Linked DNA regions of Mus musculus: region 1 is linked to region 2. The links are chromatin contacts, found by Hi-C or POLR2A ChIA-PET in ENCODE. All regions are on one chromosome and are shown on one strand. The core of a region is the stretch at or near the end of the contact, and the rest is flanking DNA. Distances in the headings are between cores, read along the strand shown. Region 1 holds the start of Mcee (methylmalonyl CoA epimerase). Region 2 has its middle 4.8 kb from the start of Gm39023.

Region 1 (5,215 bases), core at 1,972-4,471, 530 kb before region 2:
GCACAGAGACAGACAGAACGGGATTACAAAAGGCTGGAAGGAAGAGAGACTGGGGATTGGGGTGGTCTGGATGAGAGTGGCTCCCATAGACCCATATATCTGAATGCTTGCTCCCCAGTTGATGGAACTGTGTGGGGATGGTTAGGAGTTGTGGTCTTGTTGGAATTATGCCAGAGGGGGTGGGCTTTGAGGTTTCTTAGTGTCTCCTTCTCTGCTCCCCACTCGCTGATAAGGATGTAAGTTCCAAGCTACTGCTCCAGCACTATACCTGCCTCCCTGCCTGCTGCCATTGCTTCCTTATCGTAATGGTCATGGACTCACTCTCTGGAACTCAAGGCCCCAATAAATTCTTTCTCCAATGTTGCCTTGGTTGTGGTGTCTTCATAGCAATAGAAATATAACTGAGACGGAGAGAGACTGTTTAATACACGTGGGCTTCTGTTTGGGTTATGAAAACATTTACAACATGACCACGGTGGCACATGTACAACATGATGAATCTAATAAATGCTGCACATTTTTAATAGTTCTGTGAGCTTTATCTAAAGGAGAAAGAGTTATGATTCTGCAGTAAGAGGCTGTGGATAAAATCTTGTAGGCCAAGCAACTGGAAATAAAAGGTTTAAAATAATATAACTCCTCCCTCAATTTTATTGAGGTATGATTGACGAGCATAAATCATATCCACTGAGAAAATTTACAATGTGGTGTTCTGATATAAGTATATATTATGAATTACCACATTAAGCCAAGTGTGTGTGTTCACAAAGGCCAGAAGATGAAATTAAGTATCCTCTACATTATCCTTATATGTTTGTTTCTGAGACAAGTCTCTAAATGAATCCCATGGTGACTGGCTAGACTGGCTGGTAAGTGAGCTCTGGAGATCTGCCTGTGCTCCTTCCCCAGGGCCACAACTCGGTCTGATGTGTGCAATCATGGCTAACTTCTTTTACACGTGTGCTGGGGAACAGCACTCAGGTCATCACACTTTGGGTCATCGCACCTGTAGGCGCTTTACTGGCTGGGCCATCCCCCAGCCTCGAGCTAACTTTTCAAAGATATTTGTATTCCGACTCTTGGGAAGTCACAAACGTAAAATGTAGTTTGGGACTAGGTTGGGAAAGCACAAGCTCTGAGGTGGGAGGGTAGCATGGCCTTGCCTTTTAGTTTGCACTGCCATAAAATAGGCACACTGAATACCTGAGCTATTTAATCTTTGTTGGGACTCTGTAGGTTGATATTATGGCCTCCATTTTTAGAAATCTGGAATTAGGCCTATCAAGATTAGGTTCTTTGCAACATCACTTTAAATGGCAAAGGCTTGAGTCCAGATTTGTCAGACATCAGAGTTGATGTCGAGAAACTAATGTGTTCTACTCACTCCTTTTCCTTCCATGCTGGGAATCAAACCTATGCCCTTATATAACTTGACAAGTACTTCTCATGAAATTATACCCAGAGTCCTTTGCAAACCCCTTTTTCCCTCAATTGAAAAATACAATCATATTTTAGTTTGATGCAGTTTCATGAATCTTGGGTTGCCCTCAAGCTCGGTGTTTACCGGAGGATGGAGCCATGCATATTTCCCAAGTGCTGAGATTACAGGTATGCACCGCCACACTGGTTTATGTGGGAACGAAGGCTGAACCCAGGCTTTGTGCACTAGGAAAGCACTGCAGCATCTCAGCTACAGTCTCAGCCCAGATTCTCAGTCTTTAGTATCATTAGTATGTCTGACGAGTAATGCCTAATTTCTGAGAGAGAGCTTGCTAAGAGAGGAGTGATTCTGCTTTAGTAGATATTTACAAAAAAACAAACAAACAAACAAACAAAAAACCCAACGTATGATGAGTGAGCTAAGAAGGTGGCTTATATTTGACCCGGCATATATACAACAGGGAGTATTAGCAAAACTCCAGCATTAACTGTTAATCAGAAAATCATTTTCACTTTTGTGCTCTGGCTTTTGCTACAATATACATACACACAGTACTAAGGTGTTTTTGTTTTTGTTTTTGGACAGGGTTTCTCTGTATAGCCCTGGCTGTCCTGGAACTCACTTTGTAGACCAGGCTGGCCTCGAACTCAGAAATCCACCTACCACTGCCTCTGTGATTAAAGGTGTGCGCCACCATGCCCAGCTTTATTTATTTATTTTTTTTGCGCGGGGGTGGGGGGGTGGGGGGGTGGGGTGTTTGTGGCCCATGACTTTGCCTTGGAGACTTGTTTGTTAATGCAGACGAGGAATTTTGTGATTGACTGGAAAGGCTAGAGGGTTCCACAAAAACCAAATTCAACCTAAGAGCAGACTTGGAAAGATGACTAGTTTCCACAGGTGAGCAGACAGAACTCTCCAGGCCTTCCAGTTCATTCGCCTAACACCCTTTAAGCATGCTAGCTAATGGATTTGTCACAATTGTAGCAGAGTAACTCTGGAACCATACTGCCGTATATTTTCTTCCAGGTAGACAATCTCAGACTGAGGGTAGTAACTGCCATCATGAAGAAAGAAGAAAATGGAAGAGAAAGTGAGACAGGCGGGAAAGTTGGGCATCTGTCACCAAGATTCTGCTTATCGATAAAAGAGATGGAGGTCGAAAGAATTCAAGGAACTTACAAATCCTTCCGCTTGTTCCTTTCCTGCTCATGTCAGATGAAAACATTTAGTGTGGTACGTGTGTAAAACAGGCTTGGAGTCACTTTCAGGACTCGCCACTTTGCTCTTTTCTCCTATCTCTTAGAGCACACATATAATAAATAACTCAAGTCCCCTCTAGATTTACTGCAAGTCCTGACTTGCTGTGTTCCTAGGCAGATTACCTGTTTGGTCCACGTTTGCCAAGGGCAACCCCTGTGCACAGAGGACAATAAGGAACTCCCGTGCTAAGAGAGTGCAGCTCCGGGAGCCCAACACTTCAGACCCAGGCCTTGGCCACCCGCGGCCTCCCGTCCAGCGTGCCCCGCACCCGGAGCCCCTGATGGTGCCCCGTATTCACCTGTAGCGCCCGCAGCCAACGCGGCGGCCTTCACTACACGCCTCATGTCCAGAAGCTACAGGCTTGCACAGCGACCTAGGGCAGAGACAACTGGGAGAGTGGGCAGGGGGCGGGGACTGAGGCCCGGGGCGTGTCAAAGCTGAAGTGGGCGTGGAAACGGGGCAGGGACGGGGCGCGAGTCCGGGGTGCCCAATACCCTTCAGGGAGCTAGACCGCTGAAGAGAGCTGGGCGAGCAAGGGGCGGGGCGTGAGACCTGGGGCGGGGTCACGAGACGCGGAGCTTGACTGACGGCGGGACGAGCGGGGGAGTGGCGGGTGCGGCGTGAAGCGACCTTCTTTTTCGTTACATTAAAATACTTATTGTATCGAATGCAAAAGCAGAAAGCAATCACGCGACACCACTGTGGTCTTAGAAATACAAAACATTTGGAGAAAGTGCCAAGGCGCTTGAGATGACCAATGGCTCTTTTCGGTGGTCTGCCCCACCCCTACGCATGCCCAATAGAAGTGTTTGCGGCTATAGGCCGGAACCTGTGTGTGGCGGAACTTTAGGCTCTGAGCTTCAGGTTGCATAAGGCGTGTGTTTGGCGTACTGCTTCCGGCCGGCCGGCCGGCTCGCAGCACTCGCGTGGTGCCGTAGTGTGTAGCTATGGCGCCTCGCGTGTTTCGTCGACAGACTCTGGAACGGTGTCTGAGGGAAATCAGGAAAGCCACCAACCGACCGGAGTGTTTCCTCACGTAAGTACAGATCCAGGTCTGGGAGAGAGCAGCGCGCATCTCACCGGTGCTGGGCGGGCCAGCATATGGCAACTTCTGAAAGCCAGGAAGGGAAAGTACAGGTCGCTTAGCCCCAACTTCAGACAGTTTTTGCTCCGTTGGCCTGTCAAAATGCTAAAAGTAAAAGCGGCTCGGTGCAGATTTCCTAGTTGTGGGCTATTGCACTAAGCCCAGTTATTCGCGTCCAGAGAGGCTCATTGAGGGCGGAATATGCTTTCTGAATTTGTCCCCAAAATACACACTGAAAGTACGTACTTGTTGCTTGTCAATGCATTTTCATGACTTGTGGTGGAGACCCACAGCCAGACAGTAGACGAAGCTCGGAGAAGCCCGCAGAAGAGGGAGGAGGGGTGACTGTAGGAGCCATAGGGGTCCCAGGACACCACAAGAACATGGCCCACAGAATCCACTAACCAGGGCTCAGGGAGGGGCCCACAGAGACTTTACTGGCTATCAAGGAGCCTGCGCTGGTTAGCGCTGGGTCCTCTGCATATATATTGTGATTGTTAAGCTTGGGATTTTTGTGGAACTTGTAGCAGTGGCAGTAGGCTCTTGGAGCTCTTGTACCCCTGCCGGATTGCCTTGAAATGAGGGGTTGTGTTTGGTTGATATCTCTGGAAGCCTACTTTTTCTGAAGAGAAACGGAGGAGTACTGTGGATCTGGAGGAGGTGAGGAGGGAGAAGAGGCTGCAATTGGGATGCTTTGTAGGAAAGAAAAATAAATTTAAAAAAAATAGGAGAGACTTCTTTCTTCCCAGCACTTTGATTAAGTTCTGTAAAATTATGACTCTGACTTATTATTTTTTAAATATTTTTTATTATTACGTATTTTCCTCAGTTACATTTAGAATGCTATCCCAAAAGTCCCCCATACCCTCCCCACTACTTCCCTACCCACCCATTCCCCATTTTTTGGCCCTGGCATTCCCCTGTACTGGGGCATATAAAGTTTGCGTATGACTCTGACTTATAATGAAAATCTTAGCAACAGTATCACAGACTCATTGTGTCCAAAATAGAGCTCCTTACCCCCTCCTGTACTCTTCTCTCCCCTGAAGTCATTTCCCTGTTTCCATTACGTTTACGGCCCCACGAAAAGGCAGTTCTATCATTTCATTTATTTAGATTCAGCTAGTCTGCTTCCTTGATGCTTTCATTTTTCTCTGTCCTATTTTCTCTATCCCCTTTAGCATCCTGCCTACGCTATATTTAGACACTGATTCCTAGTTGTCATACTGACTGCGTCTCCAACATAAAAATCCTTTGCGATGCTTCATCAGCTTTCTAACAACTCAACTCTATCGTGCTTTTTGTTTCCACATTGTAAATTATCATTTCAAACTTCAGCCTGCAACTCTGTTCTCATTACGCTTAAAGTGTTCCTGTCTTAGAACTCTGCGTGGTTTCTGTCTTGCCACCCCCCCCCCCCCAGCTTCTAT
Region 2 (5,327 bases), core at 152-2,651:
GGTTCACACTGAAGCATGCTGGTGGGAGCGGGCCTGGGGGTCCTGCCCACATAGGTATTAAAGGTGAAACTGGAAAGAAGGTCATGGCTCCCAGGCAGTGGCTTGTGAAGGCAGATCTGGGTCTGCACTATAGAAGCTGCCTGGCATTCTGGGTCTGGTGGGCCAGGGTGGCAGTCTCCTGGTCTGCTTCATCTCAGAGCTTCTGCCACCTTTGAACGTTAAGGAATGGAGGCAGGGAGACTAATCTGAGACACAGCCTGATTGTGAGCCCGCTTTAGAAGGGGTCTGAGCCTGTATTCCTGCATACCTAAGACCCTATACTCTGGAGGGGAACATTTAGACAGGACATTCAAGGTTAGCTGGTGTGTACAGGCAAAAGAGTTACTGGGAACCATTGTAGCAGTTCTTGGTGGGAGAAGCCCTTGGGTTGCAGGGCTCAGGAGGAAAAGAAGACAGGCCTCGGGGATGGAGATGGAATTCAGGAGCCAGGGGGTCCCATACATGGCTGCATCAGCATCCTTTGGGCAGCTTGCTGAACACACATTCTGATTTTACAAACCCAGGAAGGAGCTACAGTGTTTCCTGGGTGCTGGGTGCTGCTTCTGACACTTAATGTTATAAACTAACTCTATGCCTTTTCCCTTTCTTTCAGGAAGAAAGAAAGGAGCGTGGGCAAGGCCAGTTGAGCCTGTTGGGTGTAGTTTGGGGTGGGGTGACCTTGACATGCCTCCTCCTAAAAAAAAAAAAAAAAACCAACAACAAAACAAAAAACAACCTCAGAACTGTTTTTGTTTGTTTGTTTGTTTGTTTTTGTTTGTCTGTTTTGTTTTAAGTACCCAGAGTGCCTATGGGCCTCTGACAAGGCTCTTTGTCCTGGACACCCCTTTGGCCTTGTTACAGTCTAATGGGCCTTCCTGGAAGTGGAGCTGGGTCCTTAGTCCTGTCCAGATGTCCCTGTCCTGGAGAGTGCCGGGCCAGGAGAGGGCAGGGTGAGGTGATTGCTAGGAAAGGAAGTACACCGGGTCACAGTCAGCCTCTTCAAGCCGATTTAGGAATGTCAGGAGGGGAGGGGAGGCAGGTACAGTGGAGGGGTTTCTGTTAGAGACTTTGGACCTCACGTGGAGGGCAGAGTGACCCAGGGGTTCCTCCCGGTCCCCACACGTGCGGTAGACGGCCCCTGTGGTCTTGCTGTATGGTTGTGGCAGGTAGTGTACCGAGCCCGAAAGCAGTTAGGGACAGGTGTTCAAGCCTACAGAGGCGTGCTGTGCCCTTCTTAGCCCGAGAGCGTAGGAGATGGGTACCGGATCTCAGAAGCAGAGGAACCCAACCCTTCTCCCTACAACAACCAAAGGGACTCAGCGGCTTTAAAACGGGCGGGGCCCCGTGACGTCATCTCTTGAGGGAGGAGCGAGCTGTTTCCCGGAGCCACTTCCCACCAGCTCTTCGGTGGTGGGTGGTTCCTGGGCCTGCTGCTAGTTTAGGGCAAAGTCTTGATTTTCTAGCTCCAAGAGCTACTAACAAATCACTTAACATCGTCAGGCACTCTTCTCTCATTTATGAAATAAATGCATTTGTTTATAACTCTAGAGGAGCTAACGTATGTGCAGTACAAGGCTGACCTTTGTGCACCTTTGACACCGTTTTAATTTTTAAAATTAAAATATTCTCCGTGTATGGGTGTTTTGCCCGCAAGCGTGTCTGTTGCCAACTAAGGGTACTTGATCTTTCCGAACCGGAGTGACAGACGGTTTTGAGCCATCTTTTCTGGGATACGACTAATGTTCTCTGGAAGCAATCAGTGCCCTTAATTGGCATCTCTCCAGTCCTATCACCATTTTTTTATGGACCGTATCTAGTGGCCAGCATCTCCTGGCAATCCTGAATGCCGACGGATGAGGGTTGCAGATGGAGTAGAAGGACGCAGAGCACATGAGCAGGTGTGGAGTCTGTCGACTTCTAAAGTGACGAGGTCTCATCCCCTCCATTTCTCCCATCTTTCTGGGGTGGACCTCAGCCTGAGGAGCTAGGGCAAACTAGCCTTCTGAGGAAAGCATCACCTTGGTGCTGTTCTCTTGGCTGACCTCAAGTTTTCCTCCATCTGCGTAGTACCAGTGGGCCCGGGAGCCCATAATTAGACTAATGAGGTGTCTGTTGCACACACGTCTGTGCCTAGGCTCCACTCTGATGGCTACCCAGTAATTTGCCTGATCTCTCGGATAAGTCCTTTGCCTGGACAGGTTCCCACCACAAAGTGCCCCATCTCAGGGTGGAGCCTGTAATTGCTGCTGCTTTGCACGCTCTCTATTTTCCCACCTGCCTATGGCCCTGAGAGTCCTCAGGGGCCCGCCATCACATCAGGGGAACCCACTAAGCCAAGGGACGGGGCTGTGCAGGAGATGTAATAGACCATATGAACTGTCTGCTGTTTGAAGGCATGGTGGAAGAGGCAGCCAAACCTAGCCAGCTGTTGACCTTTTGGTACTGTGAAAGGAGTGGTGGGTATCTGGGAGATGCTCTGTCTGTGGGTCTGTCCCTCAGTGTTCATCCATGCTCATTTACAGTACCTTGTTCCAGGGCTTTGGGGCCTTTGTCGCTTCTAGATCTCTCTAAACACCTTGGTTTTTGAGCCGCAGCACCACAACCACAGCCTGCGAAGAGTGTGTGTTGGTGTTAGAACAGGACCATTGGCCCTGGAGAGTCTAAGTAGGAGGCTAAGGCTGCCTGTGGCTTACAAATAAGAGGCGGTGGGCAGGCAGGTACCATTTCCAGTTTTCCTATCCAGGCAGCCCCAGGCATTCCTGGGCTGGAAGAGCTGGCAGCCCTGGCAGCTGGGTGCCATCCATATGGTTCCCTTTGATCTACTCCAAGGACTGGTGATGTCACCAGGTGGCTTTTCATTGAAGATGGCACCAACAGCTCATCCTTGCCTGGGTAGTCAACCCTGGCTATGGAGGTCCTCACCCTGTTTTTCTTTAGAGAGTGCCACTAGTCACCTCAGGCGATCAGGAACAGATGCAACTATAAGAAGCCCCAGCTAGGCTGTGTGTGTGTGTGTCCACCCCCTTCGGAACTGAACTCACCTGAAAACAAGGGCTCCTCTGCTCCAAAGGATTTAGTGGGCGTGGAGTCTGCCTTTCAACATTGCCAAACCACCGCATAATCCCCTCAGATTCCCACAGCCATCAGGCCCACGCAGGGGCCCGGTGATACCTTGACACCCACTGCTCCAGGCCCAGGCCTGTTTCTTTCATTCCTAGAGGAGGTCCGGGGGCGCTGGAACCTGTGCTGCCTTCCAGCGCTGGGTGTGCCCTGAGTCAGAGCTGGCTCACACTGGGTGGGTAGAAGCACCAGAATGCTGTCCTTGGAGGGGCACAGGAGCACTAGCCACTGGGAGGCAGGTTCTGTAACTCAGGGGCTTTGTGTCCACAGGGACCACGAGGAGGGGCTGAGAGCCTGTCACACTGGGCTTCACATCTCCCTGCCTTATGCTCTCACAGGCCCTTCGACTCTATGCAGTCAAGCCTCTGTAGTCTCCTTTGAACTGAGACTATGTCCTTCATTCAGGGGATCTACAGTGAGCTGCCTAAGGTGGGGGTGAATCAGATCTCCAGGATAGCATCCTTGATGCTGGGGGAATCACAGAAGCAGACATCAAGAGGTTCAGGACCAAGAGGGAACCCAGAACCCTTAATTTTAGAGCCTGCCAGACATGGGTCCTACTCTCTCCTTCCAACCCCTCCTCCTCCTCTCTGCTTGAGCCTTCATGAGGCTCAGCCTTTGGGCTTTGCTACTTCCAAGGACTTCAGGAATCCAGGGAGTGCAGGCATCCAGGCTGGGGGTGGGGGATGGGAAAAAGGCCCACCTTCACTTTCAGGCCTGCATTTTACCTGGGGATGGCTGAGAAGTGCATGCACATGTGTGTTCACGTGTGTATGTAAGACAGGAGACATTGCCTTCTACCTTGTTTGAAGCAGGATCTCTGTTGTTCGCTCTCCATACAGCATACCAGGCTAGTCTGCCCAGGGACTGCTTGAGAGTCTGCCTGTCATCTCTCTGGGGGGCGGGGCTTGAGGATTGCAGATGCGGTCTGGGGTCCTCTTGTATGAATGGGAACATTCTACCCACAGAGACATCTCCCAGCATTCCCCTCTGTTTTAGACAAGATGGCCTGACACGATCTTCCTATCTCATCTAGTTCTGCAGTAAGGAATCATACAAATGTGTACCGTCGTGACTAGCTTTGATTTTAGCCCATTGTGGATTTGGGGTCTTCTGATTCGGGATGCTCACCGTGAACTTTCTAGTCCGATAGAACCATGGTGAATGGTGCTAAAGATGCATCGCATCTTCTTCTGCTATAGCAGAGGGGGGGGATGAATGGCCGACCCAGACTCCCTGCCTAGCACCTACAGGGCAGTGTGACATGGCCATCATTTAAGTGACACCATTAGGTGACTTGTCCAAAGGAGATACTGTGCCAGCTCCCAAGGGCAATTAAACCCCACCTCTTCTGACCTGCAGAGTTTTGCTCTTTTCACTATTGTCCACTGGGTCTGTCTGCTGCCCCCTGCTGGGTGGCACAGTCATGTTGGTGAGGAGCACAAACCTTCTAGCCAGTTGATGCATCCAGATCAAAAAATCTTTCCACACAACAAAAAAATTTAAAAATTGGGCCTGCTTGCCTTGAAGCAGGGATCCCGTGGCGGCTCTGCAGGAACTACCTGCAAGAAGGCGGAGCCAGGCACAGAGGCTCAGAGATGGAGGGCTCACCATGCTAATGGATGCCCTTGCTCTGGGTAGCCCTAGCCTTCCACATGGTAAGGTTGAGCCTCCTCACACCTAGGAGCTGCAGTCAATGGGAATGTCCCAGCAGCTCCAGGCAGAAGCAGTTTCACCCACAGGCAGCTGGTGTCAGGATTGCCTACCCGAGGATGGCAGCTGCCTAATTCCAGAGGCAGGGCCCTGGTCCACCTCTCAGCAGAATGTTCAGACCCATGTGGGGACGGGGATTTCTAGAAGACTCCAAGGGTTCTTCGGGCTCTGGGAAATGTGGTCTGCCTAGAGGTAGGTGTGTTCCTCTTTTTATTTTATTTTATTTTATTTTATTTTATTTTTTCACTTTATATCCCACTCACTGCCACCTCTCCTGGTTCCTCCCTCCTACAGTCTTTTCCTCTATCCCTCCCCTTCTCTGATAGGAGTCCCCCCACCCCAAAGTCTCTGCAGTGCTAGGTTCATCCTCTCCCACTGAGCATCATCCTCTCCCACTGAGGCCAGACAAGGCAGCCTGTGTAGAAGAACATATTCCACAGACAGGCAACGGTTTT

What was found. A loop is a pair of places that touch in the nucleus more often than their neighbours do. ChIA-PET counts read pairs that join two places held with the same protein, here RNA polymerase II (POLR2A).
Region 1: a loop to region 2 is called in a map of heart, with 2.3 times the contacts of the local background. The contact joins the promoter of Mcee here to the enhancer-like site in region 2. A Hi-C loop is called at or near these places in 1 of 37 maps with a recorded cell type or tissue (heart). POLR2A ChIA-PET finds 5 or more read pairs at or near these places in 1 of 5 experiments (embryonic stem cell).

The regions. Positions count from the first base shown.
Region 1 is chr7:64,390,628-64,395,842 of GRCm38, reverse strand. It overlaps Mcee (methylmalonyl CoA epimerase), which reads right to left and starts at 3,221. Exons shown (of 3, transcript NM_028626.2): 1 at 3,000-3,221. The coding sequence starts at 3,045. It overlaps Mphosph10 (M-phase phosphoprotein 10 (U3 small nucleolar ribonucleoprotein)), which reads left to right and starts at 3,607. Exons shown (of 11, transcript NM_026483.2): 1 at 3,607-3,737. The coding sequence starts at 3,649.
Region 2 is chr7:63,854,730-63,860,056 of GRCm38, reverse strand. No RefSeq gene overlaps it. Among named protein-coding and RNA genes, the nearest start is that of Gm39023, 4.8 kb to the right of the region's middle. Within about 2 kb of position 1,401, at least 1 of the 3 ENCODE cell types and tissues checked has a DNase peak (open chromatin) inside an H3K27ac peak, as active enhancers do; it is heart, where a contact is called at or near this core.